Linked DNA regions of Homo sapiens: all the other regions are linked to region 2. A link is a contact called in ENCODE Hi-C or POLR2A ChIA-PET data. All regions are on one chromosome and are shown on one strand. Each heading gives the region's core, a stretch centred on a gene start or an enhancer-like site at or near the end of the contact. The rest is flanking DNA. Distances are from core to core; before and after follow the strand shown.

Region 1 (5,403 bases), core at 24-2,523, 690 kb before region 2:
AAATAAGAAGAATAAATGGAAAATGTGTGTGGATCCTGAGACTTTGTGAAGTTCAGTCATGTGTCCAAGATCTGAGATCTAAGCTTTGTGAATGAATCAGTAGAAACCCCTCGGCTCCAGTGTTGGCAGGTCTCCTCCTCCATGCAGCCCTCCCAGGGAACTGGCTCTGCTTGGGAAGTCTGTGGGGTCCCTGGGGCAGCAGCTGGGTGAGTCCTGGAATCAATCCTCATGTCTGGCTGCCGAGGGGCATCTCCTTCCTTAAAATCATTTGCGGGAGGCTTGGGTCGGGCCGTCCAGTCCTTCCTTAGTCTGGGACTGCAGGAGAAATGGTGGGGACCAAGCACACAGAGGCAGGTAGAGGTGTGGTAAGTGGCGATTCTGGGTGAGACAGGATGCTAATTGGATCCCACTTGGGGTGACTTGATAACGGGTTTGTGCAGGGTCACTGAGGACCCTCCTGGCTCCACGAGGATTCACTCAGCCTGGTGGTTGGACTAAGAGAAGGCCCTGTGGCCAGGAGCCCGGTTGGGTTTTGAGGTTATTCTGAAGAGGGGGTGCTGGGTGAGTTGGGGTATTGATGCCCGGCAGCCCAAGCAAAGGGTTCGAAGGACGCGGGGAGGTGGCTGCCTCCCGTCCCCCACAGGCTCCTCTGCCGCCTCCTGAACAGTTTTCCTGCCACGTCGAGGTGCCATGCTCGGGCATTCCCGGGGTCCTGGGCCAGGAAATGGCAGGTCCCTGGATCAGGAGGCCCGAGAGCTCTGGTCCTCGAGTCCCACTTCCTCTGCCCGCAGAGGGGACTGGAGGGGCGCGATTGTGCGCCACCCCGATTGCACCCAGATTCGGTCGTTTCCAGAACCTCTTCCCAGGAGCACGGGGAGCGGGAGAGCGGGAACCCCAAAGAGGAGCTCTGGGTCCGGCGAGTCCGGGTGGCGACTCGAGCTGAGCCCCCTCTCCCGCCGCAGCGCTGGGAGGGGCTCCGTCGCCAGCCGTGCCCTCTCGTCCTGCTCACTCACCCGGGCCTAACGACAGCAGCTGGCTCTGCGAGGGGTTCCCCGGGTTGGGGCCCCTAAATTAACACGCGGAGGGCCAGGGGGAGGCAGGGGAAGGGGGGCGGGGCAAAAGCTGCAGGGAAGCAAAACGGAGGAGGAGGTGCAGACAGGAGCGAGGAACGGCGGGCAGCGGGCTCGGCCCAGCTTCACGATGCGAACGGGAGGGGGCGCCAGAGACCGCCAGAGGCCAAGGTCCAGCGCTACTGCGGCACAGGCGCCGCCGCGTAGTCCGCAGTCAGAGGGCGGGGCCCGCCTTCGCAGCCACGGTCACGGTCGTGTTCACCCAGGCTCCGCAACCACCCGCAGAGCTCACGACGTGAAGGAGCAGCCCTCCTCCTTTCCTCTTCCCTCACCTCCTCCATCTTCTCCATCCTCCTCTTCTTTTGATAGATTGATGGATCAGAGATGGATGTGTGTGTGCGCGTACGCGTGTAAAGATACTTATCAAAGCATTATCCTTAAAAAAGGAAACATCTGAAGCCACAGGGAATATGAAATTAAAGAAACTCAGGTAGACAGTCTCTTTAAAAATATTATGGAACCATTTGAAAAATTGTTTATCAATACTATGTAACATCATGGGAAATTATTTTCATGTACTATTAAAGCAAAAAAGGCAGGATACACACACAGAAATCTCCATGTAAAAATGTGAACTATACACAGAACAGGAATGATCATCAAAACTCCCTCCAAGTACGAACAATGGTTTTCTGCAGGTGTGGTAATGCCTTTGTAGAATGTGCATAAATTCATATTAAAATAAATGGAAGCCTTTCCTTTTTATAGATAAAGGGAAGCCAGGTACATCCCAGGCTGTGGCCAGGCAGGAAAAGGAGCTGGGCAGGGCTTGAGGAGGGCACCGGGGCTCCTTGGTAAGGCGATGTCCAGATGTCACCCAGGCCTGTGGGTCGGTCCTACATATCTGTGCACCCCTTCCCCTAATACCCAGATATCCCTTTTCCTTAACAATCCCCACCCTGATATACACCACAGACCTAAACTCTTAGTCCATATGCCTCTGGAAATAAACTCCTGTCAACATTTGTCTGTTCAAAACAGTTAAGAATCTCTCAATTGATCTAATGAATTGAAGAAATCTATCCCCACGTTAGAAACATGCACATGTTGGCCCTGATTTAATTTCCCAGTAACTACAATTCCCCAGTAACTACATATGCATATGTACCGGACAAACAAGGCAGCTTTCCATTCCCAACTCCTCTTCCCTGGCTGATGGTTCTCAGGAGAATCTAGGCATCTGAGCCCTAGCCCCAGCACCCTAATGGAGAGTGCAGGGCACCTGGATAGTGGAGGCAGGCCTAGAAGCTTTTGGTGTAAAAGATGAAATTGAAATAAAAAGACCCACAGGTAACCATGTGTCAAGCACACATCTGGTACCCAATACATCTTTATGGAATAAAATAGACATTAAAATGCTACAGGTATAAGTTAAAATATTGGCAAACTGACTAGCAAGGTTTAGAAATCCACATTTAAGACTGGTCTAGTGGTGATAAATTCCGTCAGCTTTTTCTTGTCAGGGAAAAACTTTAATTTCTCCTTCATTTTTGAAGGATAGCTTTGCTTAAGACACAGGCAGAAAAATATTTCATGACTTCACTTATATGTAGAATATTTTTAAAAGAGCTCAGGCTGGGTACAGTGGCTCACACCTGTAATCCCCACACCTTGGGAGGCCAAGGCAAGAAGATCACTTGAGCCTGAGAGTTTGAGGCTGCAGTGAGCTATGATCACACCATTGCACTCCAGCTTGAGAAAAAAATAATGCTGCTCTGAATGTGGGTGTGCAAATATCACTTCAAGGCCCTGCTTTCAATTCTTTTTTATATATACTCAGAAGTAAAATGGCTGAGTTATATGGTAGTTCTATTTTTAATTTTTTGAGGAAACTCCAAACTATTTCCTATTGGTTGCACATTTTATTTTATTTTTTTAGAGATAGAGTCTGGCTCTGTCGCCCAAGCTGGAGTGCAGTAGCACAATCTTCGCTCACTGCAACCTCTGCCTCCCAGGTTCAAGTGATTCTCCTGCCTCAGCCTCCCGAGTAGTTGGGCTTACAGGCACCCACCACCATGCCTGGCTAGTTTTATGTATTTTTAGCAGAGATGGGGTTTCACCATATTGATCAGGCTGGTCTCAAGCTCCTAACCTCAAATGATCCACCCACCTCAGCCTCCCAAAGTACTGGGATTACAGGCATGACCCACTGCGCCAGCCTGGTTGCACCATTTTACAATCCCACCAACAGTGCACCAGAGTTCCAATTTCTCCATATTCTCGTCAACACTTTATTTTGGGAAAGTTGTTTTCTATGACTTGTCTCCCGCCCTTCTGCCAGTAACAGGAAGTACTAGAGACAGAGGCCCAGCTCTCTCTTCTAGCTCCTTGATCAATGCCTAGCTCCTTGATCAATGCCAGGCCCTGACTCATCCCTCCATTTATTCCAGTCACAGGGACAAGATGAAAGAGAAAGGACACGTCAGGTGCAGAAAATACAGGAAAAGAGGTCCTAACTGGGGAGAAGAGTGAGGGGAATCAAATGGGGGGAGCTTCCATTTCTCACCTCTATTCCCTCAGTCTCACTTTGAGACAGAATGAGACACTGTCTTGTAAAAAAGTGAGGGAGGGCCAGGCACAGTGGCTCGTACCAGTAATCCCAACACTTTGGGAGCTCTAGGTGGGAGGATCACTTGAACCCAGGAGTTCGAGACCAGCCTGGGCAACATAGTAAGACTTTTTGTCTCTACAAAAAATTTAAAAATTAGTCTGATGTGGTGGTGTGTGGCTGTGGTCCCAGCTACTCAGGAGGCTGAGGTGAAAGGATTCCTTAAGCCCAGAAGGTCAAGGTAGCAGTGAGCCAAGATTGCGCTACTGCACTCCAGCCTGGGCAATAGAACAAGACCCTGCCTCAAATAAAAATAACGCTATGAGCACGGGTGTACAAATATCTCTTCAAGACCCTGCTTTCAATTCTTTTTCTTCTTCTTCTTCTTTTTTTTTTTTTTAGACAGGGTTTTACTGTTGCCCAGGCTGGAGTGCAGTAGCAAAATCTTGGCTCACTGCAGCCTCAATCTCCTGAGCTCAAGAGATCCTCCCAAGGCGGGGCGTGGTGGCTCACGCCTATAATCCTAGCACTTTGGGAGGCTGAGGTGGGCGGATCACCTCAGGTCGGGAGTTTGAGACCAGCCTGGCCAACATGGTGAAACCCCGTCTCTACTAAAAATATAAAAATTAGCCAGGTGTGTGGCGCGCACCTGTAATCCCAGCTACTAGGGAGGCTGAGGCACAAGAATCACTTGAACTCAAGAGGCGAGGTTGCAGTGAGCCGAGAGCATGCCACTTCACTCCAGCCTGGGCAACAGAGTGAGACTCTGTCTCAAAAAAAAAAAAAAAAAAGAGAGAGATCCTCCTGCTTTAGCCTCTCAAGTAGCTGGGACTACAGGCACATACCACCACTCCTGCCAAACTTTTTAATTTTTTTTTGGTAGAGACAGGGTTTCACCATGTTGCCTAGGCTGGTCTTGAATTCCTGGGCTCAAGCGATCCACCCACCGCCTCAGCCTTCCAGGGCACTGGGATTACAGGCATGAGCCACCATGCCGGGCACAATTCTTTTGATGTATACTCAGAAATGAAATTGTTGGATTATATGGTGGTTCTAGTTTTAAGTTTTTGAGGAACCTCTAAACTATTTCATATCAGTTGCACCATTTTACAATCACACCAACAGTGCAGTGCACCAGGGTTCCAATTTCTCTACGTTCTCACCAACACTTGTTATTTTCTATGTTTTTTTTAAATTATAGACATCCTAATGGGTAGACACGTTTTCATGTCAGATCTACCAGCTTGTTGGGTCAGATTGTAAAATATTTCATTAATATTTTTATATTGATTACATGCTGAAATGATGCAATTTAGGAGCTATTGAGTTAAATAAAATATATGATTAAAATTAATTTCACTTGTTTCTTTTTACTTTTTATAAAGTGGTTTCAAGAAAATTTAAAATTACATAGGTGGCTCACGTTATATTTCTATTGGACACTGCTGAGCCTGGCAGTGAAAAATGAAGCAGGTTAAACATAATTATGAGGCCAGGAGCAGTGGCTCGTGCCTGTAATCCCAGCACTTTGGGAGGCCGAAGTGGGAGGATCGCTTGAGCCCAGGAATTCAAGACAAGCCTGAGCAACAGAGTGAGACCCCGTCTCTTAAAACAAAAACAAAAACAAAACAAAAACATAATTATGGTTTAAAAATTATGCCTTCAGGCCAGGCGCGGTGGCTCACGCCTGTAATCCCAGCACTTCAGGAGGCCAAGGCGGGCAGA
Region 2 (5,431 bases), core at 1,946-4,445:
GAGGCTGAGGCAGGTGGATCACCTGAGGTCAGGAGTTCAGGACTAGCCTGGCCAACAAGGTGAAACCCTGTCTCTACTAAAAATATACAAAAATTAGCCAGGCGTGGTGGTGCACGCCTGTAATTCCAGCTACTCAGGAGGCTGAGGCTGGAGAATCGCTTGAACCCAGGAGGCAGAGGTTGCAGTGAGCCGAGATCGCGCCACTGCATTCCAGCCTGGGCGATGACAGAGCCAGACTCCATCTCAAAAAGAAAACATCAAAAAAAGATACTCTGATTACACAACCTAAGGAAAAATGTAAACACCCTTTTCTAAGCTGCAAGGAAATTTTTCAGGCAACCCATTTTGTTTTTACATGTAAAAGTCTTACAAGTTGAATGGTAATTGTCTGATATAACTTTAAAACTGTATATGCTATAATCCATAACCACATTCCAGAAGCCTAAACTTTTAATATAAATCATTTCTATTAATATGCATGCATCATATCTCATTTATGTTCTCTGGGCTGTATTTGCAATCTGTTCCTTTTAAGGTACAACTGAAATCTTCTAGGAGCAAGCAAGGCCATGCTCAGTAAACGTATCATTGGACTAATACAGAACATTTGCACACTAGCCCAAATTAACCTCACGGGAGGCAAGGAACTAGGAAAAAATATTTTATTTATTTATTTTTTTTTTTTGGAAACAGGGTCTCACTCTGTTGCCCAAGCTGGAGGGCAGTGGCCCGATCATGACTCATTGCAGCCTCTAAGTCCCAGGCTCAGGTGATCCTCCCACCTCAGCCTACTGAGTAGCTGGGACTACAGGTGTGCACCACCATGCCCCACTAATTTTTGTATTTTTAGTAGGAATGAGGTTTCGCCATATTGCCCAGGCTGGTCTGGAACTCCTGGGCTCAAGAGAGCCACCAGCCTTGGCCTCCCAAAGTCCTGGGATTACAGGCATGAGTCACCATGCCTGGCCCTAGAAAAAAATATTTTAAATTGTATAAAATTTAACAAGCTATCAAAATGAGGCAACTTAGAAAGAATTCCTAGTAATTCCAAAAGAAAAAAAAACTAAAAAGAAAAAGCTATGTTGGGAAATGTGGTATCTGCATTGTCTCAAAATGTAAGCTGGTAATTCTCTTCAACAGTCCAAAATATTTTAAAACTGGGGTTTTTTTCAGAATGCTCATTTGGTTAGAAATTCTCATTTTGATTGGCTGAGTTGATCAAGATTTTAACTTTTATTATACACACACTCAGAAGCATGAGCTTATTTTATATATCCAATAACATCTCTTACAACTCTACAACTACAGAACTTAGTAGTGTTCTCAAAAAAAAAGGTTCTCTGTAAGCTCAAAACAGTTTCTACAATTGAAAGTTTATTACACACTCATTTGTGGGGAAAAAGCTTAGATGTTGGTGTCCAATGTTATATTTCTCAATGCATTTACTTAGCCAATGGGCAAAAGAAGAAAAAAAATCACAGGACACACACACTTATCTAAAAGAAGGATTAACATGAGAAGTCCTAACTAACCTGAATATTATGTTAATAAACATTAACTGTAAAACAATTTATTGTGAAACGATGAGTCATAGGCAGCCAAGACTACTATAAATAAAAAAGGCATTTTATTTAGTTTAGATTTAGCCTGAGTTCAAAAGAAAAAACTAAAATAAAAATGAAATATGCAACTTTCTCTAAGGCAGACAATTCAAGCTAAAAGAACATTGTTAGAAAGCCAAAGGCTGAGGAAAACAATATCTTTTAAAAACCGCCCATCAGATAACTTTAAATGGCAGGTGCAATCTTCTTGTGAAATAGAAAGCATAGTACTTTCTTCCCCTACATTATAAAATGCTACTATCGAGTATGACTAACAGAGAATAAAGGTACCATGTGACCCAAGAAGGGTGTGTATGAGAAGTAGGGGCAGAAAGACGGGGCTGAGAAAAGCTGCAAAAAGCTTTCAATTTCCTAACTCTGACTCTTAGAGACCAGAGCTTACCTGAATACATTCTGCTGGGGATTGGAAATCATGCAGAAAGGTCTGTGATTCCAAAACGTTAATACATTTATTATAAAGTAATCTTGGGTAAAGATATGTTGCCTTAAGCAAAGAGTTAACTGTTCATAATACCCATTTGAAAAATCTCTCATTTTGTTTGGGAGAAATAATTGATAAGTCCATCAAAGTAGTTTAGTAAGCACAAATGGAGAACTATGTAGAAAGAGGAACTATTATGAAATGTATGACCGAGTGTGTTTTGTGTAAGACTAATGGAGGTTTTCAAAGGTTTTTCGTTTCTGGCTATATACAAAAATAAAAATAAGGGCGTTTTCATTCATTTAAACCAGCAGTAAAATACTGCCTGGTTTATGCCGCTTATTTTCACCTTACAGTCTTAATACACATTCCAAGACTGATGCGATATTCATTATTTCTTTCGGATAACTGGAAGAGGAGGGGGAGTAAAGCTGTACATTAAACAGTCCACTTGGTAATTGAGAAAATTCAGCAGTGAAATATATCATGAGGCACCAAAGAGATTTGCCGGGGAGGGCAGACAAAAGAGAAAACAGCCACAGAACATTAAGCCCCGGAAGAGATGAGAATCGGTCCCATATACGTAACTCGACGACTGGACAAAACCCCGCTTGACGCTGCCGGTGGGTGAAACGAGGTGATTTGAGATTCAGGGCGTTCTCGGCTCTTTCCCTCTCTCGAATCGATCATCTCCAACAGGAAGTCAGAGCAAGGCAGGGTTCGGAGTCAGAGAAAGCTCCCGGGGGAGTCTGTCTACCACGACAACAAACTCCTAAGGCTCCTTCCGGAGCTCCACAGCCCTCTGGGCGGCCTCTCTAGCGCTGTACTTCACGTCCCCGCTCCCCAAAAAAGTCGTGCACCCCGACTTCAGCTATCCGCGTTCAAGAGAGTGCGGCAGCAGTTGGGTCGGCCCCCTCAGCGGTCCCGGGCCGTAAGGGACCTGGCGGAGCGGCTCAGGGAGGCTGAGACGGCGGCTACACGACTTTCATTACCTTCTCGCGCTGATCCCAGCTGTACTGCTTTGGCCGCTCCTCCTCGTTCTCGGGCCGCGACTCCTTGTCAGCCTTCCGTCTCTTGGAGAAGAAGCAGCCCATGGTCCCAGCCCGCGGAGCTCGTTGGCCAGCTCACTAGCTCAGGCACTTCCTAGAGTGTGGCGTGAACCCTGGGAACCCCGGCCTCGCAGCTCTCCGGACAACGCCCCGCGGAACCGCCCAACGGTCCGCAGCCTTAGTTTGCCCGCCAGGCCCAGCACCCCTTCCCCTTTTTCGTCGCCCTGACGACCCAGCGCAGCCAATGAACGCTCAGCGCCTGTTGAGCCAATCAAAGCCTCTCGAGCAATCCTGCGCGGCCTATGAAGAGAGGCCGACATACCCACATACCAATCCACGCCTGGCTCCTGCGACAGCCCCTGGCGGCGGGGCGGGCCGGCTCTGGCGCAAGCACGGACAACCCCGCCCACAGCTGTGGCACGGACCGCCCTCGGCCCCGCCCCTCCTGGAACTTGGTGGGTTCTCTAGCTGGTGGGAGGCCAGGCTCGGTATCCGGGTTTTTTTTGCCCCTGATTCATAAATTTGCAAGTTCAAGGCGCGGGAGAGATCTCTAGTTGAACATTAGATTTATCTTATGATGAAAGTTGTGAGGGACAGAAATTCCCGCTGACACAAGAAGACCCTGAAATTTGTATTTCTAAATCCTCTTCTCCCCTCATCACCCTTCCTACCGCCCTCTCATCGCCTGGCCAGGGTCACCCCCTCAAGAATTGTACCCCATAACCTCCCAATCCTCTTCTGTGCTCTTTCTTTCTTTCTTTCTTTCTTTCTTTCTTTCTTTCTTTCTTTCTTTCTTTCTTTCTTTCTTTTTCTTTCACAGGGTCTCGCTATGTCACTCAGGCTGCAGTGGCACAATCATAACTCACTGCAACCTTGCAACTTTGCAACCTTGACTTCCTGGGCTCAAGCGATCCTCCTGCCTCAGCCTCCTTCCTGAGTAGCTGGAACTACAAGCAAGCACCACCATGCCCACCTATTTTTTTTTTTTTTTACTTTTGTAGAAATGGGGTCTTGCTATGTCGCCCAGGCTGGTCTTGAACTCCTGGGCCCAAGCGATCATCCTGCCTCAGCCTCTCAAGGTGCTGGGATTACAGGCAGGACCCACCGCACCCCAGGCTGCTTCTGTGTTTTCTTAAGACTTTCACATATGGCTCTAAAATTGCACAAGTACTTAGTAAAATAGTTAATTGTGTATTGTTTCCCTATTTGAACTGTGACTTTCTTGAGATCAAAAAGGTATATCTTTTTTTTTTTTTTTTTTTTTTGATGGAGTTTTTGCTCTTGTCGCCCAGGCTGGAGTGCAGCAGTGCCATCTCGGCTCACTGCAACCTCCGCCTCCCGGGTTCAAGTGATTATCCTGCCTCAGCCTCCAGAGTAGCTGGGACTGCAGGCGCCTGCCACTACGCCCGGCTAATTTTTGTATTTTTAGTAGAGACGGGGTTTCACCATGTTGGGCAGGCTGGTCTCGATCTCCTGACCTCAGGTGATCTGCCCGCCTCGGCCTCCCAAAGTGCTGGGATGACAGGCATGAGCCACCGCGCCTGGCCTAAAAGGTATGTCATAAAGGGCATGCAGGGCCGGGCGCGGTGGCTCACGGCTGTCATCCCAGCACTTTGGGAGGCCGAGGCGGTAGGATCATGAGGTCAGGAGATCGAGACCATCCTGCTCAACACAGTGAAACCCCGTCTGGTGAAACCCCGTCTCTACTAAAAATACAAAAATTAGCCGGGCGTAGTGGCGTGTGCCTGTAGTCCCAGCTACTCGGGAGGCTGAGGCAGGAGAATTGCTTGAACCCAGGAGGTGGAGGTTGCAGTGAGCCAAGATGGCGCCGCTGCACTCCAGCCTGGGCGACAGAGGGAGACTCTGTCTAAAAAAAAAAAAAAAAAAAAAAACCAGAGCCGGGGGGGGCGGGCACGGTGGCTCACGCCTGTAATCCCAGCACTTTGGGAAGCCAAGGCGGGCGGATCACAAGGTCAGGAGTTCGAGACCAGCCTGGCCAATATGGTGAAACCTCATCTCTACTAAAAATACAAAAATTAACCGGGCATGGTGGCGGGCGCCTGTAGTCCCACCTACTCGGGAGGCTGAGGCAGGAGAATAGCTTGAACCCAGAAGGCGGAGGTTGCAGTGAGCCGAGATGGCGCCACTCCACTCCAGCCTGGGCGACAGAGCAAGACTCCGTCTCAAAAAAAAAAAAAAAAAAAGGCAGTGGGGAGGAAAGCTGAGGGGAGGGATGTACCTTTGAATCTCCTACACCTGGCCCAAGTCCATACTAGGTGCTCAATACAACGTTTGTCAAATGAATGAATGCATGCATGGGTGCTAGTGAAGGAAGCATT
Region 3 (5,279 bases), core at 2,099-4,598, 990 kb after region 2:
ATCTGGATCAGAAAAAAAGTACTTTCCTGTGAGTAAGGTAGTGAGGTATTCTTCAGTTTATCACATACTCCAAAAACATGAGAGAGCTTACCAAAGGTTTTGTAACTGAAGAATCTATTACAAGTAATCAGGTTTATATTTAGCTTTGAATTATACATATACACACCCACATATACACACACATATTTTTAAGTAACTTAGATCATCAACATTTCAATCTGAGCATTATATGGGTAGTATTGTCTCTATCTTCATTGTCTTGTGAGATAACTAGTGATGTATTTCCCTAACACGAGGAGATCAATTAAAGCAACTGACATTCTGCAAATTTGAATCAATGATGCCACTCAATCCAATCAACCAAAGTAAAGAAAGCTAATTCATGCTTTTCTTAGAGCCAGAAGAAAAAACTGGCAAAAGTGTTGTCTCATTGTGTCCCTTTTCCCCTTAAATCAATTATCAGTTATCACAGGAAAGAAAAGAGAGAAGACTGTGCATTATGTTCAGGCTCACAACTCAAAGAGTAAACGAACAAAAAATTATTAAAATAATTATCAAGAGAAAATTTCTCAAGAGGGAAAAACACACATTATAAAACCTTTCGCTGCAGTGAGCATCAGAATGGGAGATGCCAATTGGATTAAACTGCTAGAACAAAACTCATGTTTTGTTTTAATCCCACTGTCTTGAATGTAGACTAGTCATGGAGCTCCCTTTCCACAGGTCTACATGGGATGTTCAGATCTGTCCTCATCAATGTCACAGACATTTCAAGAGAACTTTTGAAACCAAATGGAGGGTGACACAGAATTCCTTGGGGATAATGGGAGTGTCCAGAGCACTTTCTTATTTAAAGATCAGTGAAAAAAACTCAATAGCACGGGAACTAAAAGGGAAATGTGAAGCATAATGGTGTTTGGTCAGTGGAGCAAAGGATTTGTAGTGTATTTTAATTGTACTTTTTACATATCTCGTAGCACAATTCAGGCTTAGAAAGGATTTCAATTGTGATTTTGTTGGCTTAGTTTTGACCTGAACAAAATGGATTTGCTGTTTTTATTTCTTTCTTCTTTTTATTCAAATGGCACACCCTTTTGTTTTGAGAAATCTGGTTGTTATCTCTTAGTTAGAACCATGCCTAATGAAGTACTCTTTCCAATTTTGGATGTTTAATCATGCTGGATTCTTACCAAAGACCTCAAAAGAGACTAAACTTGAAGGACAAAGATGATTGTCAAGTGGGCTATGGATTAGGGTCTGATTTTTTGGTGAGAGTTCAATGAACATAATTTAGACTAAGGTAGATTCAGTAAGGCAGAAAGGAAGAAATGAAGCATGCTTCTGGGGAATAAACGGCAAAGCAAACACACAGAAACTCACTCAAGAAGATGCCAGTGAGCAACTCAGAACCAATATCTGATATATAATTTAAGACCCAAAGGTCACTTAATATCAACTCTATTGCTGCACTCACACACCCAAGGAATCTGGCTAGCAATTGTTTTAGAGCTTGCCTTAGCTGTTTTTATTTCATGCAAGTGTTTCTCTGGAGGCACAAAAAATGTTAAGAGTAAAACTGGATTTATCGAAGGCATTTGCTTGGATTAATTAGGTAATAAAAGCATTTTCAAATTGCTAATTTACTAAGCAGTGTCACCGGAATGCTGAATTACTTTACTTTTATTATGATGATCAAGAGAGATAAATGCAGGCCTAGCCACAAAACCAAAGCAAAGAGAGGCAGGAGTCATTCTTTGCATAATTACTGGCATTTGTCATCCTTTCCTTGAAAAGGGGATCATCAGTTTTTCTAAGGATTGTTTTCTTTGCTTCAGAGTCTTTTCTTCAGAACTGTTTATCATCCACATTGTCCTCATTTACCCAGCAACACATACTGTACTAACGTACTTTCCATTAGTGAATTTAATGAATTTAATTTTGGTTCAAAATGTTAATTAAAGTGTGCCTTTCATTCTTATAAGGATGAAACTTAAAAAACTCTTGGTTCTCAAGTGTTAGGTGAAATTACTAAAAGCAGAGTTGAAAAACAGGGTTAATCAATGTGAAATGTAGTATCATGAGCCTGGGATAGATATTGATAATGAATTATAATTAATTTTCCATCTCTTTTAAGAAAACAAAGGCTCAAAAATCACGGCTTCCATAACTTTGCCTATACTTAGGAGAAATTTTGGAAGAAAAACGTGTAAGAAGAAACAGAAAAGAAGTTTGCCTCAAAGAGAGAAACAAAGAAAAAGCTACCAGACCAGATATTCCCTCATCAGAAAATGAATGAGAATTTTATTATCTCTTGGCTTTAAAAAAAATTCTGTCCTTTGCCAGATCTGAAAATGCTGCCAACCTGGAAGAAAAAGAACCCATTTTTCTAAACAACCTCATTTAGTAATTTCCATGAAATTGACATTTTAGAACTATGACAAAAAGCCAAATTAAAACTCAGGGGTTCCTAATCCCTAAATTCTGAGTCCGTTTTAAGAAATACCTAAAATACACTTTAAAACGAACCAATTAATATAATTACCGTGGGTTTAAATAACACATACACACTGGATTTGTTTCTGTAAAACACAGCTGTTCTGTTATTTACATTTTGCTATTTTTTAAATTAGAAATATGGCTTTATATATTGTACATATATGTAAAGTAACTTTTTAAAAAGAGTGAATCTGTTGTCTTCTGCCATCATTACATTAAAAAAAAAAAAACCCAACCACCCTACAGCCAATTAACTTGGAAATCTTATATTCAAGCTTCTGAATATTACTGCGGTTGTAGCAAGGGAAGCAGCACATCCAGGTAGTTAATGTAGAAGAAACAGGGCACAGGCAGCAACTTGCATCCCCTGGCAATTCACATGGTAATTTCTTCGCTTCCACTCTCAGGCTCACTCCACCTTGCTTCACCAACCCCCCTCCCCCTAAGACACGAGGCACCCTCTGGGCCACGGAAGGTGCCATGCGGGGAGACGCCGGAAGAGCGGGGGCAGAGTGCACGGTTCCCACACCCTTAGCCGCGGGCGGCCGCCGCGGGCCCCAGGAGTGGGGAACCGGTTGGGAGAGCGGGGTTGGGGGCGGACCCCAGGGCCGCACCCCTGGTCCCCCCCATCCCCTTTCTACCGCCACAGACCCAAGAACCCGAAATCTGCGGCACGAGGCGCGGCGCCCGCAGCCCCCGGCTGGGCCCCGGCGGGGATGGGCGGGCAGGGGGCGGAGCGCAGCGCAGCGCGGGGCGGCGGGAAAGGGGCGGAGAGGATAGCTTGGGCTCTGGCGGGCCGCGGGACTGGCAGAACCTGCGGGCGAGGTGGGTGGCTCGCCAGCCGGGACGAAGGGAAATGAGGACCACCGCTCCGGGGCGCGAGTAGGCGCGTGGAGTCCGGGGGCTCAGCCGCCGCGCCTCTTCCTCCTGCAGCTGGAGACTGCAACAGCGGCGGGTGCACCGGCAGCAGCGACGACCCTGCGCGCAGGTGGGCACCCCCGAGCGCGGCGCTCTGCCCGCTCCCCCGGCCACCGCGGGCCGGACGCCCGCTCTTCCAGGCCACTGCGCTTGGGGGCGAGGGCTGGGTAGGTCCAGGGGCAGAAGGAAGGTGCACGGCCCCGTGGTGGGCGCGCTTCTGCGCGCGCGCTGTGGTAGGTGGGAAAGAGGTGCAGAAAAGCTGCCTCCCTTAGGGTTCACTCCCTCGGTTCCACTGTCCCCACCCCACCCCTTCTGAGGAGCTGGGCACACCGGTGGGGCTTTGGAAAACTGCGATCTCCTACCCGCCCCGCAGTATCGGTGGCGTGTGCAGGTTGCCCTTCTCTTCACAGTCCACACCCAGCAACCATCAGGACGCCCCCTGCTCCCGGCCCGAAGACTGTAGGGACCATGGGAGGAGAGAGTGGTGGCTGGACCGGTCGGGGCGTGTGCGCGGAAGGCTGGAGTTGCTTGAGTATTGTCTGCCGGGGCCGGCGCTTGCGTCAGGGTGCTCCCTCGCGCTTTCGGGGGTAGGGAATGGGTTTGCTGAACTTACTCTGAGGGCTGATTCTGCACATGCCCTTGGCGCCTTGTGCATGTTTGGACAAGGGTTTAATGGAGGCACGTGGGAGCAGTATCGATCTCTGGCGGGTCCCCAAAGACCCTCTTGGGATAGTCCAGAGCGTGTTCGGGGTTGAGAGCGAAAGGAGAGTGTTCCGTGTGAATGTGCGTCCTAGGGAGGAGGAGGACAGTGTCTCAAGGAGACTTGATTTTCTTTTATTTGCTGCAATTCCGTAAACCAAATCATGCTTTCGAGGCGTTAAAGTAAATTACTGGTAAGTGGGGCGGATCTCTGCTGGGGATAAAGAAGCTCCCGGGTTTGCGGGGTAGCGGGCCTGGCTGGCGTGCACGCTCGGTGGCTTTTGGCGCTGTCTCGCCTAGGTAGTGGGGGTGGAGGTGGTGGTGCTTGTGTCTTTGGCTTAAGGTGCTGGAGCCGGGCTTACTTGTCCTAGGTAGACTGTGGGACTTGGAGGAGGTAAAAAAGCTTCGCGGCGCGGTTATTCGCAATTAACTCCAGAAATCTCAGTGTGTGTCTGTCGGTCGGTCTCTCTCTGTCTCTTTCTCTCTCTCTCTCTCTCTGTCTCTGTCTCTCTCTCTCTCTCTCTCTCACACACACACACACACACACACACACACACACACACACTCGCACGTCTCATGGCTGCTTGGATTTGCCGATAGTTGTTCATGAATTTTTATTCCTGTTTGTTCATTTCCTGACTTTTTTTTTTTTTTTTTTTTGGAAAAAGGACCTACCTGTATTAAAATCCGTGGGGTTTCAGAAAGACCCTTCCGCAGTCATTCATATTCAAATCAAGGATAGGGCATTTTGATGAAAATACCCCACCAAACTGCTGTTTGGATTGGACAAAACTGTAGTTCAGGTTAGAATTACTGTTATTTTAAATAGACATCTTACAACCTTGTGGTAAAGTAACCTTAGCCTGAATCGCCCCTGATCTTTCTTTGTGTCAATTTACAGAATTCTGAATTACAGATGAACAAAGCGGTGAAGTTTTCTTTTAATTTTAAACGACAGGTCTTGAAATGGCTGTAAGTTGAGTTCTGCGACTCCATCTCTTTAATGATCGGCTCAGAGTGGTGTATAGTTGATGATCTGAGACTTACATATGTTTCAATTTCTAATCAAATAATTTATCATACCATTGGGGAGAAGGACGCCTTAGGAATTTTCAACACAGAGGAGAAAGAACATTTTTGTCTTTTGGAGCAAATGTTTTGCCACT
Region 4 (5,657 bases), core at 460-2,959, 530 kb before region 2:
GGATCGACTTGACTCTCAGCACCCTCTCCCCTCCCAGGTGGTTGGAGGGTCCCAACCCTCTAAACCTACCTTAGTCTTTCTGGTGACCAGCCCCATTCGGAAGCTGCCTAGGGACTGCCAGGCATCAGTCAACTCATTAGCATACAAAAAGACACTTTAGTACTTTAGAGATTCCGAGGATATTAGGAGTTGTTTGCCAGGAAAGACCAATTATATATTTCACAGTATCACACCCCTACAAAAACCTTACACAAACTATTATAGGATCTTTATTCATAATATCCAACAACTAGAAACAACCAAGATGTCTTTCAACCAGTGAATGGTTATACTGTTTGGTACATCCATGCGATGGAAAAGTATCAGCAATAAAAGGAATGGGCAGGGCACGGTGGCTTACGCCTGTAATCCCAGCACTTTGGGAGGCTGAGGCAGGTGGATCACGAGGTCAGGAGTTCAAGACCAGCCTGGCCAACATGGTGAAACCCCGTCTCTACTAAAGATACAAAAAATTAGCCAGGTGTGGTGGCACGCACTTGTAATACCAGCTACTCGGGAGGCTGAGGCAGGAGAATAGCTTGAACCCGGGAAGCAGAGGTTGCAGTGAGCCAAGATCACGCCATTGCAGTCCAGCCTGGGTGACAGGGCAAGACTCTGTCTCAAAAAAAATGAATGAACTATTGATATACTGTTAGCTATTGATATCTCCACAGAATTTTGCTGAATGACGAAAGCCAGTCCCAAAAGGTACATACTGTACAATCTGATTAATATAACAGTCTCTCTTTTTTGTCCTTTTTTTCCTTTTTGTGGAGAACAGGGTCTCACTATATTGCCCAGGCAGGTCTCAAACTCCTAGGCTCAAACTATCCTCCTGCTTCTGCCTCCCTAAGAGCTGGGATTACAGGCATGAGCTGCCATGCCCGGCAAATAAAACTTTTTTTTTTTTTTGAGACAGGGTCTCACTCTGTCACCCAGGCAGAGTGCAGTGGCACGATCTTGGCTTACTGCAACCTCCGCCTCCAGGTTCAAGCGATTTTCCGGTCTCAACCTCCCGAGTAGCTGGGAGTACAGGTGCGTGCCACAACACCTGGTTAATTTTTGTATTTTTAGTACAAACAGGGTTTCACTATGTTGGCCAGGCTGGTCTCAAACTCCTGGCCGCAAGTGATCCACCCGCCTCGGCCTCCCAAAGTGCTGGGATTACAGGTGACAGGCGTGAGCCACCACGTCCAGCCACAACATTCTTGAAATGAAAAAATTATAGTATTGGAGAACAGATTGGTGGTGCCCCAGGGTTAAGAGGGGAGTGATGGAGGAAGTGAAGTGGTTGTGTCTATTTAATGACAACATGGGGGATCCTTGTGGGGATGGAAATGCTCTGCATGTCAATATCCTGGGTATTACGAGATGTTACTACTGGGGACAAAAACTAGGTAAATGGTACATTGCATTTGAATCTACAATTATCTCAAAATATAAATTTAACTAAAAATAAATAAAAAAATAAAGAACATATAGAAAAAAATAGGATCCTCCTCCTTACCTCAAAAGATCTGCCAGGTTCTCCTGGAATCAGGGCAGGGAATCTCTGGGGTGATGTCCCATTAGCTGGCATGTTCACCCTGGGCCTCAGCCCACCTTCCGTGCTGGACAGCTGTCTGTGTGTAGAGGGTCCTGCAGCCTCCAGTAAGGGGTAAGGCTCAATGGCTCCACAGAGACACCAAGAAATCCTAAAAGGACAGTATCCATATCATCAGTGTCATCCCACATTCACGCCACAATGTTCAGCATCCCCAGAGCATGAGTCAAGGTGGATTACAAAATGATCAAATTTGGGGCCAAATTAATGAGCTTGGGGTCCCTTCTTGAGTGGCTCTACCAGGTGCTTCACTCGCTACTCAGCCAGCCTACACCTCAGTTCAAGTTCAAGGCAGATCTGGGTTTAGGAGAAGTAGAACTGGGGCAGTGCTTAAGGGTGCTTAAGGCCCATGGGGTGGGCAGGTTCAAGGGGACCTGGTGGGTGACTGTGAGGGCAGGAAACCTGGAAAGCTGATAATCTAAATGAAAGGAAATCGGCTGGTCCTTTCTTCTGCCGTCTTTTGTTTTTTTCCACTCTTAGATGAAATATCCCTCTTAAATTCTTTTACTGGGAAGCTTTTAGCCTCTTCTTTCCAGAAAAAAATGGTTCAATCTTAATAATGTTATGTATTTTTTCTTTTTTTTTTTTTTTTTTTTGAGATGGAGTTTCACTCTTGTCACCCAGGCTGCAGTGGAATGGTGCGATCTCAGCTCACAGCAACCTCCGCCTCCCAGGTTCAAGGGATTCTCCTGCCTCAGCCTCCCTAGTGGCTGGGATTACAGGCGCCCGCCACCACGCCCAGCTAATGTTTGTATTTTTAGTAGAGACGGGTTTTCACTATGTTGGTCAGGCTGGTCTCGAACTCCTGACCTCAAGTGATCCTCCCGCCTTGGCCTCCCAAAGTGCTGGGATTACAGGTGTGAGCCACTGCACCAGGCCTAATGTTATGTATTACATCAACAAATTACAGAGGGAAACACTCTGCTGTTAACTTACACCAAAAAAGCATCCAACGCAATTCAGCAGCCATTACTAATATAAGCTCAAACTAAAATCATGGAAAAAGTAAATAACTTAAGTGCCACAAAAATCAATTATGAAACATAACTCTGAAACACCATGCTAAAAAGTAAAATGATGAAGCTATTGCCACAAAATTAGTACTGTCTGCTATAACCCAAAATTGTTTTGTGGGCTCTAGCTCACACAAGAGAAGATGAAATAGAGTGGGCTGGGCACAGTGGCTCATGCCTGTAATCTCAGAACTTTGGGAGGCCAAGACAGGAGGGTTGCTTGAGTCCAGGAGTTCGAAACCAGCCTTGGCAACAAAGTGAGACGCTGTCTTTACAAGAAATAAAATAATCCGAGTGTGGTGGTCCACACCTGTAGTGCCAGCTACTAAGGAAGCTGAAGCAGAAGGATAGCTTAAGAAGCCTGAGAGGTTGAGGCTGCAGTGACCTCTGATGGCGCCACTGCACTCCAGCCTGGGTGACAGAGCAAGACTTTGTCTCTAAAAGAGAAAGAAAAAGAAAGAGAGAAAGAGAGAAAGAAAGAAAGAAAGAAAGAAAGAAAGAAAGAAAGAAAGAAAGAAAGAAAGAAAGAAAGAGAGGAAGGAAGGATGGAAGGAAGGAAGGAAGGAAGGAGGGAAGAAAGGAGAAAAGAAGAGAAAAGAAATAAATAATCAGGCCAGGTGCAGTGGCTCACGGCTTTAATCCCAACACTTTGGGAGGCCAAAGCAAGAGGATCCCTTGAGCCCAGGTGTTCAAAACTAACCTGGACAACATGGCAAAACCCAGTATCCTTAAAAAACAAACAAACAAACAAAAACACACACACAGAGTTGCAGTGCATTGAGATCACTCCACTACACTCCAGCCTGGATGACAGAGTGACACTTTGTTTCTATTAAAGAAAAAAAAAAGAGGCCAGAGGAGGCGGCTCACGCCTGTAATCCCAGCACTTTGGTAGGCCAAGGCAGGCTGATCACCTGAGGTCAGCAGGTCAGGAGTTCAAGACGATGGTGAAACCCCGTGTCTACTAAAAACACAAAAATTAGCTGGACATGGTGGCACACACCTGTAATCCCAGCTACTCAGGAGGCTGAGGCAGGAAAATTGCTTGAACTCGGGAGGCAGAGACTGCAGTGAGCCGAGATCACGCCACTGCACTTCAGCCTGGGTGACAGAGCAAGACTCCACCCCAAAAACAAAACAAAACAAAACAAAAAAAAAAAAAAAGAAAAAGAAAAAGAAAAAAAGGCAGAAAGAAAAAAGAAAATAATAATTAGGGTGAACATGAACATTGGGAAGAAATGAAAACGAAAATGTAGCTTTCTATCCAATAAGATGATTTTATACATGGAAAACCTACCAGACTGCTAAAAGACTACTAAAATTAATAGGGTATAATATAATGTAAGGGGCTGGATACAAGGTAAAATTACAAAAGCAGATAGTTTCTTTTCTTTTTTTTTTTTTTTTTTTTTGAGACGGAGTCTCACTCTGCCGCCCAGGCTGGAGTGCAGTGGCACGATCTCGGCTCACTGCAACCTCTGCCTGGGCTCAAGCGCTTCTGCGATTCTGCTGCCTCAGCCTCCTGAGTAGCTGGAATTACAGGTATGCACCACCACACCCAGCTAATATTTGTATTTTTAGTAGAGATGGGGTTTCACCATGTTGGTCAGGCTGATCTCAGACTCCAGACCCCGTGATCCTCCGACCTCGGCCTCCCAAAGCGCAGGGATTACAGGCATGAGCCGCCGCACCTGGCCAAAAGCAGATAGTTTCTCTCTATAATAACAATGAGGCAATGGAAACAAAATTGCATAAATAATGATAGCAAAAACTATATAAAATACGTAAGTGTAAGTATAACTTTTTTTTTTTTTTGAGACAAGGTCTCCCTCTGTCACCCAGGCTGGAGTGCAGTGGTGCAATCACGGCTTTCGGAATCAGGCAATCCTCCCACATCAGCTTCTGGAGTAGCTGGGACTACAGGAACGCTCCACCACGCCCAGCTAATTTTTCTTACTTTCTTTCTTTCTTTCTTTTTTTTTTTTTTTGTACAGACGGGGTTCTCCCTGCGTTGCCCAGGCTGGTCTCGACTCCTGGACTCAACCGATCGCCATCCTCGGCCTTCCAAAGTGCTGGGATTACAGGAGTAAGCCACCGCGCCCAGCCAGAATAAACATTTTAAGGAGGTGGGCCTATACGATTACAAAAAGAAAAAAATTTTGACTAATATAAAATAGTCGGCCTGGGGCAGTGGTTCACGCCTGTAATCCCAGCACTTTGGGAGGCTGAGGCGAGTGGATCGTTTGAATCCAGGAGTTGGAGACCAGCCTGGGCAACATGGCAAGACCACCATCTCCACTAAAAATATAAAAATTAGCTGGGCGTGGTAGCGTGCGCCAGTAATCCCAGCGACTCGGGAGGCCGAGGCACGAGAATCGCTGGAAACGGAGGCGGAGGTTGTAGTGAGTGGAGATCGCGCCACTGCCCTCCAGTCTGGGCGACAGAGCGAGACTCCGTCAAAAAAGAAAGAAAGAAAGAAAGAAAAGATGGTGTATACAAAATATTCTTGATTGCAGCTAAAGAGATTCTTAAGGAAAAACGCATGCTCTTAAAAATTTTTTTAACAAAGAAAGGCTGAGCATTAATGAATTAACATCCAATTTAAGAAGTTAGAGAAAACGGTACAGATAAGAGCAGAAATTAAAGAAATAGGAAACGAAGGTACATCAGAAGAGATCTGTGATCAGAGGAGCAACAAGGTCAAAAGTTGTTTTTTTGGAAAGGCTAATAAAATTAGCAAACCTCTGGGAATACTGATAAAGGAAAAACCTAAAGCGCACACTATTAAGGCTGGACATCAAGACACAGCAGGGAATCTAAAACCTGACTACTCCAGAGGCCCTCATCCCTGACACTCATAGATTCCCATTCATTAGGTTCTTTATTTCCCCACCAATTGACACCACAACTGCCAATGCATCATCCCCCGAAGCCAACAAAACCTCAAAATCACCTGAGCGACTATCACGCCATAAAACCTCGTGCACTGCATTTAGCATCGC

Evidence for each region. Hi-C counts contacts between places; a loop is a spot of excess contacts on that map. ChIA-PET counts read pairs that join two places held with the same protein, here RNA polymerase II (POLR2A). Pooled maps may share reads with other maps.
Region 1: a loop to region 2 is called in a pooled map, with 6 times the contacts of the local background. The contact joins the enhancer-like site here to the promoter of RP2 in region 2. A Hi-C loop is called at or near these places in 6 of 50 pooled maps.
Region 3: a map of naive thymus-derived CD4-positive, alpha-beta T cell shows a loop between it and region 2 (8-fold over the local background). The contact joins the promoter of LINC02595 here to the promoter of RP2 in region 2. A Hi-C loop is called at or near these places in 1 of 168 maps with a recorded cell type or tissue (naive thymus-derived CD4-positive, alpha-beta T cell) and 5 of 50 pooled maps. POLR2A ChIA-PET finds 5 or more read pairs at or near these places in 1 of 52 experiments (activated B cell).
Region 4: a loop to region 2 is called in a map with no recorded cell type, with 4 times the contacts of the local background. The contact joins the promoter of ZNF157 here to the promoter of RP2 in region 2. A Hi-C loop is called at or near these places in 2 of 37 single-sample maps with no recorded cell type and 12 of 50 pooled maps. POLR2A ChIA-PET finds 5 or more read pairs at or near these places in 2 of 52 experiments (activated B cell and activated CD8-positive, alpha-beta memory T cell).

The regions. Positions count from the first base shown.
Region 1 is chrX:47,519,386-47,524,788 of GRCh38, reverse strand. No RefSeq gene overlaps it. Among named protein-coding and RNA genes, the nearest start is that of ZNF41, 39 kb to the right of the region's middle. RefSeq lists silencers at 952-1,001, 1,062-1,131. Within about 2 kb of position 1,273, at least 4 of the 41 ENCODE cell types and tissues checked have a DNase peak (open chromatin) inside an H3K27ac peak, as active enhancers do.
Region 2 is chrX:46,834,807-46,840,237 of GRCh38, reverse strand. It overlaps RP2 (RP2 activator of ARL3 GTPase), which reads right to left and starts at 3,195. Exons shown (of 5, transcript NM_006915.3): 1 at 3,036-3,195. The coding sequence starts at 3,137. RefSeq lists an enhancer at 3,064-3,203 and a silencer at 3,514-3,593.
Region 3 is chrX:45,849,559-45,854,837 of GRCh38, reverse strand. LINC02595 (long intergenic non-protein coding RNA 2595) reads left to right here and starts at 3,348. Exons shown (of 3, transcript NR_125365.1): 1 at 3,348-3,484.
Region 4 is chrX:47,366,630-47,372,286 of GRCh38, reverse strand. It overlaps ZNF157 (zinc finger protein 157), which reads right to left and starts at 1,709. Exons shown (of 4, transcript NM_003446.4): 1 at 1,547-1,709. The coding sequence starts at 1,618. RefSeq lists an enhancer at 5,537-5,636.